2 separate regions of the Homo sapiens genome follow, and region 2 is linked to region 1. The links are chromatin contacts, found by Hi-C or POLR2A ChIA-PET in ENCODE. All regions are on one chromosome and are shown on one strand. Each heading gives the region's core, a stretch centred on a gene start or an enhancer-like site at or near the end of the contact. The rest is flanking DNA. Distances are from core to core; before and after follow the strand shown.

The links. A loop is a pair of places that touch in the nucleus more often than their neighbours do. ChIA-PET counts read pairs that join two places held with the same protein, here RNA polymerase II (POLR2A). Pooled maps may share reads with other maps.
Region 2: POLR2A ChIA-PET joins it to region 1 with 14 read pairs in activated T-cell. The contact joins the promoter of LINC01291 here to the enhancer-like site in region 1. A Hi-C loop is called at or near these places in 4 of 50 pooled maps. POLR2A ChIA-PET finds 5 or more read pairs at or near these places in 4 of 52 experiments (CD4-positive, alpha-beta T cell, HEK293T, PC-3 and 1 more).

Annotation. Positions count from the first base shown.
Region 1 is chr2:74,840,272-74,843,233 of GRCh38, forward strand. All of the region lies in intron 1 of HK2 (hexokinase 2), which reads left to right. Among named protein-coding and RNA genes, the nearest start is that of HK2, 7.6 kb to the left of the region's middle. Within about 2 kb of position 1,545, at least 6 of the 41 ENCODE cell types and tissues checked have a DNase peak (open chromatin) inside an H3K27ac peak, as active enhancers do.
Region 2 is chr2:74,907,542-74,910,503 of GRCh38, forward strand. LINC01291 (long intergenic non-protein coding RNA 1291) reads left to right here and starts at 1,420. Exons shown (of 5, transcript NR_189601.1): 1 at 1,420-1,632.

The sequences.
Region 1 (2,962 bases), core at 295-2,794:
TTTAAACATCACTTTTCAAAGTTGAACTTTTCCAGTACTCTGGGGAGTTTGGGGCAATTGGAGGTCCTTTTCCAAGGGGGGAATCAGAGCAACACAAACCACAGTTGGCAATGGGAGTAAGGAGATCTGATGAACTGAAAGAACTTGGAGCCCCAGAAAACTGGCTTCCTTTGTTCAGATACTTCCGGTTTAAAAGACCACATCTTGATAAGACGTTCCTCATTATCATCGTTGAGCTTTGAAGTCAGCAGGTTTGGTTTGTTTTCCAACACTGTACGTAGTCTGTCTTTGCCTTTTCAAAGCTGTGGGGGTTATGCCGGGCGCGGTGGCTCACGCCTGTAATCCCAGCACTTTGAGAGGCCAAGGCGGGCGGATCACGAGGTCAGGATATCAAGACCATCCTGGCTAACACGGTGAAACCCCGTCTCTACTAAAAATACAAAAAAAAAAAAAAAAAATTAGCCGGGCGTGGTGGCAGGCACCTGTAGTCCCAGCTACTTGGGAGGCTGAGGCAGGAGAATCAGTTGAGCCCGGGAGGTGGAGCTTGCAGTGAGCTGAGATCGCACCAATGCACTCCAGCCTGGGCGACAGAGCAAGACTCTGTCTCAAAAAAAAAAAAAAAAAAAAAAAAAAGCTGTGGGGGTTGGGATGTGGCAAATTAAATCCCCATAGCTCACTGGACACGTCTTCATATCACACTCTGTGGATCACACACCATGCTTCCTTGTGCTGGAGTGGCTCTTTCTGCTTATCTTTAAAGCAGTTTTCTCAGCCTTGGTGCTATTGACATTTTGGGACAGATACGTTTTTTGTGAGGGGCTATCCCAGCCTATCATAAAGAGCAAGAATTTCCACCTTACTCAAATTTCCAGAGACAAAGCCTATCTTTTTAAAATTCTTCATTTAGAGCAGTAGTTTTCAAGTAGGAGTGATTTTATACCCCAGTGGACTTTGGCAATGTCTGGAGACATTTTTGGTTGTCACAAAGGTTTGGGTGAGTGTGTGTTACTGACATCTAGTAAGCAGAGGCAGGTTTGGGTGAGTGTGTGTTACTGATATCTAGTAAGCAGAGGCTAGGAATGTTGCTGAATATTCCACCATGCACAAGATAGCTCCCCACAACAAAAAATTACCTGGCCCAAAATGTCTACAGTGTCAAATTTGAGAAACTGCTTTAGAAGAACATGGTCCATCCCTGCCACCCCCTTCAGTTTTCAGGTGTATTGCTGATGGTCATACAGCAAGTTAGTAGCCCTAGTTGGGATCAGAGCCCTGAGTTGTCAACAGTGTGCCATGTCTTGTGACCGTCATGGTGGGAAATGGGCTTCTACAAAAGACGAACTTAAGATGAGGTCTACAGTTCACAGCAGTCTGCAGATGCCCACAGTTCCTTGCTGGGGGGCAGGTTTCCAGGGAACGGGAGCTAGTTGCTGTTTCTGTATTCTCAACCAGAGAAATGTGGGCAATACAAGTGCTCCAGAAAGCCAGCAAGAGGAGTTTAGTCAGTTGCCCTTGGAAGATGCTCACCCTGGTGCTGCTGTAGTTTCCATGGAGGCTGGGCATGAGCCAGGCTTCCCAACAAGACAGGCATGTGAGCTGGTGTAATGGAAATTCAGAAGGCACTTGAGCTGGGGAGCAGAGGAGGTAGGCCAGTGACATCCACTGAGGGACAGCCTGACAGTTACTGGGAGAGGCTGTTTGATGAGCTGGAGTCAGGCTCCCTGGGGTTGAACTCTGGCTTTCTGCATAACACGCAGTGTGAGCTTGGGTCAGTTACTCTACCTGTCTAGGCCTCAGTTTCTTTTCCCTATAAAATGCAAAGATTGTTTGGATAACACTTTAATTGAGTAGTTGTAAGAATGAAAGAGAAAGAGGGTTAACAGGTGTCAAGCTCTGAGAACTGTGCCTGACATATAGTCAATGCTTTATGTATTAAGTATTGGTACTTAACAATGGTTCAACTTGATTTTTTTTTGACTTCACAATGGCACAAAAGTGATACGCATTCAGTAGAACCTGTACTTTCAGTATTTATATAACCATTATGTTTTGCACTTTCAGTACAGTATTCAATAAATTACATGAGATATTCAACACTTTATTGTAAAATAGGCTTTGTGTTCGATGGTAGGTTAGGTGTACGAAATGCATTTTTGACTTACTAATCGGGACATAACCTCATTGTAAGTCGGAGCATCTGTACATAGGGAGAGACACAGTCTTAGATGTCCCACTGCACCGTCCGCCTGGACAGGAGCAAAAAGAGGCCCTGCTTTACCCTGGATAACTCCCAAGAGCTTCTTTTAGAGTAAGTGGTTTCAGGTCCATTTGTGTCTCTGTGTGACGTTGGATTGAATCAGAGGACAGAGAAGTCAGAAGGATGGAAAGTTCCTGAAGCCAGGGAAGAAGGATGCGTCCACCGTGCTTCTAAAACCTTCTCTTTCCTGGGCGTAGGAGATCCATCCTTAAGCTCTTCCTCTAAATTGCTTTTCTTCTGGTCCTCTACAGAGGTGGCTCCCCCATTCGAGGTCTCTGGGATGCCTGGGACATTAGTGCACTTCAGGTTGAAGCATCCTTGCGATGTCGCAGGAGACACAGTTGTGCTGAATGATCACAGGGTTAGTTCCAGCTCCTTTTCCCTAACCTCTGTCTCCCCGGTAACTAACCCAGAGAAGAGCAGAGGCTTCAGAGGGCATTGTGGAGGCTGCTTACTTGGGATTTCATATTCTTCTGCTGTGGAGTTTGTCAGTTAAATACTTGCTCACTCATCCTCACATCTCTCCCAGACCTGGCTTTCCACAGGGGAAATCATTTGCAGTGCCCTGTGCTGAAGAGTCACAGGACCCGCCATGATAGGTTTGGCCCCACCGACCCCTGGAATTTCACAGAAGGGAATGGCCATTCTCACATTCTTTCGGCAGATTGGGTGAGGTTCCCTGGGCATCCTGGGATTTGGCAGTCA
Region 2 (2,962 bases), core at 170-2,669, 67 kb after region 1:
ATACAAAAATTAGCCAGATGTGATGGCGGGTGCTTGTAATCCTAGTTACTCAGGAGGCTGAGGCAGGAGAATTGCTTGAACCTGGGAGGCGGAGGTTGCAGTGAGCCAAGATTGAGCGACTGCACTCCAGCCTGGGTGACAAAGCAAGACTCTGTCTAAAAAAAAAAAAAAAAAAAAAGAGGAAGAAGCAAAAGCAGAAACCTCTGATAAGCCCATCAGATCTCGTGAGACTTATTCACTATCATGAGAATAGCACAGGAAAGACCAACCCCCATGATTTAATTGCCTCTCCCTGGGTCCCTCCCACAACACGTGGGAATTCTGGGAGATACAATTCAATTTGAGATTTGGGTGGGGACACAGCCAAACCATATCACTTATTCAGAAATACAATGAGCATGTAATTTTTTTTTTTTTTTGTATTGGCCCAATCTAGTTTTGAATCAAGATTACATTAGCTTCATAAAAAAGGCTGGACAATTTTCTCTTTTTCACTTGCTGCAACAATTTGTGAGATAAAAAAATCTGTCTCTTGAAGACAGGTAGAGCATATTTGTAAAGCTATCTGGGCTTTAGGGAGAGGAGCTATGATTAGCGTTTCAATTTCTTTAATGCTTGTTAGTCTATTCAAGTATACTATATCTTGGCATTTAGTATTTCCCCACAAAGTTGTCTATAATATCTAAAGTTTCACATTATTTGGATACAGTTGTTCATAATACTCTAAAAACTTTTTTTTTTTTTAGAAAATTTCGAATACATTCAAAAGTGGATTGATAAACCTCTGGTGCTTCAGCAGTTATCAATTCATGGCCAATGTTGTTTCATCTAGAGCCCCGCCCACATCCCCTCACAATTCTTTGAAGTAAATCTCTGACATTGTATAATGACACCTGCAAATGCTCCGGTAAAAATCTTCAAAAGACAAAGACTCTTTTTCAACCTGTTCACAGTGTCATTACCTCCTCCCCAGATAATAATTTATCAACATCAAGAAACTCCCCATTAGTGTTTAAACTTCCAATTTTCTCACAAATGTCTTTTTTTTTTTTTTTGGCGGGGGAGATAACTTTGTCATTTGAATCAGAATCCAAAGTTTACACATTGCACTTGGCAGACCTGCCTTTTAATTTCTCATAACCTCTGTTTCTTTTCAGCTTTCTGTTTTCCTCCCAGAGTTTCCTATGATTGCATCTCTAGTTTGACACGTTCCCTTGTCCTCTGTATTCCTGTAAATTGGTAGTTAAATCTCAATCTGATACAGAAGGGCTGGGCTCCCAGCTAAACCCCACCCCTAAGCCAGGAACCACCGCCCTAAGTGAAAACAGGTGATCCTGGTTTTCCAAGCAAATGTTGCCTTTTTGGCCTGCCCCGCCCCTATCCTGTGCCCATAAAAGACTTCAGCTGGCAGCGCAATAGAAGCGGCTGAGCGGCGAGGATACACGCAGCTGAGTGTCAGAGACAATGGATAGATGCGGCTAACTTCAGACGGTGCGGCTTCAGAGAGGGACCTGGCCGGAGACTGCCGGGCTTCAGAGAAAGCTCACGTTCCCATCTGCTTTCCAGCCTCCCTTTCCGCTGAGAGCCACCCACCGCTCAATGAAGTCTTCCGCATTCATCACCTTTCAAACGGTTCGTGTGAGCTGATTCTTCCTGGACGCCAAACGAGAACTCAGGTGCCAAGAGGGCAGGGGCTACCACCCTGACTCTCCACTGAGCTGGTTGGCACTTGGCCGTACCTGGACGGCAGAGCTGAAAGAGCGCTGGTTGAAACATGCATGGACACTGCTGTGTAGCATGCATAGAGCCTGCTCCCTCCAGAGAGGAGCGACCGGCGGGTTCTGGGGTTCGTTTGCTTGGGTTCCTGCACCCGCTTGCTCTTACGCTCCCCCATGCGAGGAGTGGCCAGTGACGGGCTGAGTGAAACGAGCCACTCCAGTTCCTGCCCATGAAGGGGGTCAAAGGAACTATCCCATCTCAAATCCATGATCAGGTTTAGGTTTGATATTTTGACAACGTTACTTCAGAAGGGTTACTGCAATTACATTATTCTTTCATCTTTGTTGTGCCTGTAATTGTTTTTCCCCCTTTTTCATTGTAGGTTTTATCTATTGCAATTTCATTTTCTCACTCTTTTTCTTTTTTTCTTTTTTCTTTTTTTTTTTTTTGAGACGGAGTCTCACTCTATTGCTCCAGGCTGGAGTGCAATAGTGTGATCTCGGCTCACTGCAACCTCCGCCTCCCAGGTTCAAGCGATTCTCCTGGCTCAGCCTCCTGAGTAGCTGGGATTACAGGTGCGCACAACCACGCCCAGCTAATTTTTGTATTTTTAGTAGAAATGGGGTTTCACCATATTGGCCAGGCTGGTCTTGAACTCCCGACCTTGTGATCCGCCCGCCTCAGCCTCCCAAAGTGCTGGGATTACAGGCGTGAGCCACCGTTCCTGGCCTTTCTCACTCTTTTTCTCGATCAGTCTTGCCAGAATTTTATTTCACTAATCTTTTCAAATAATTAGCTTTTGATTTGGTCATTTCTTTCTGTTTTTTCCTTCTCCATTTTATTGATTTTTGCCTTTCTTTACTTATTTTTCCTTCTTGTTTCTTGGCTCTGTTGATCTTATTCCAACTTCTTGAATTTACAGTTTTACTTGTGTTTGAAGTTATAATTTCTATCTACTGCTGTAAGTCCTACACATTTTGATACATTGCCATTTCATTGATACTCTAAGCAACTAGCAATTTGCTATACTTTTTTTTTTTTTTTACCTTTTAAAATATATTATTTAGTTTCCAGTAATATGTTTGTATAAACTATCCCTCTGTTATTCATTTCTAATTTTTTGGCATTCTGGTCTGAGAACATGATCTGTATGACATTGATTCTTTGGAATTTATCAAGTAATCCTTTGAGGCCTGGTATACGGACAATGTCATAACCCTTATATATGTGCTTGAAAACTGTT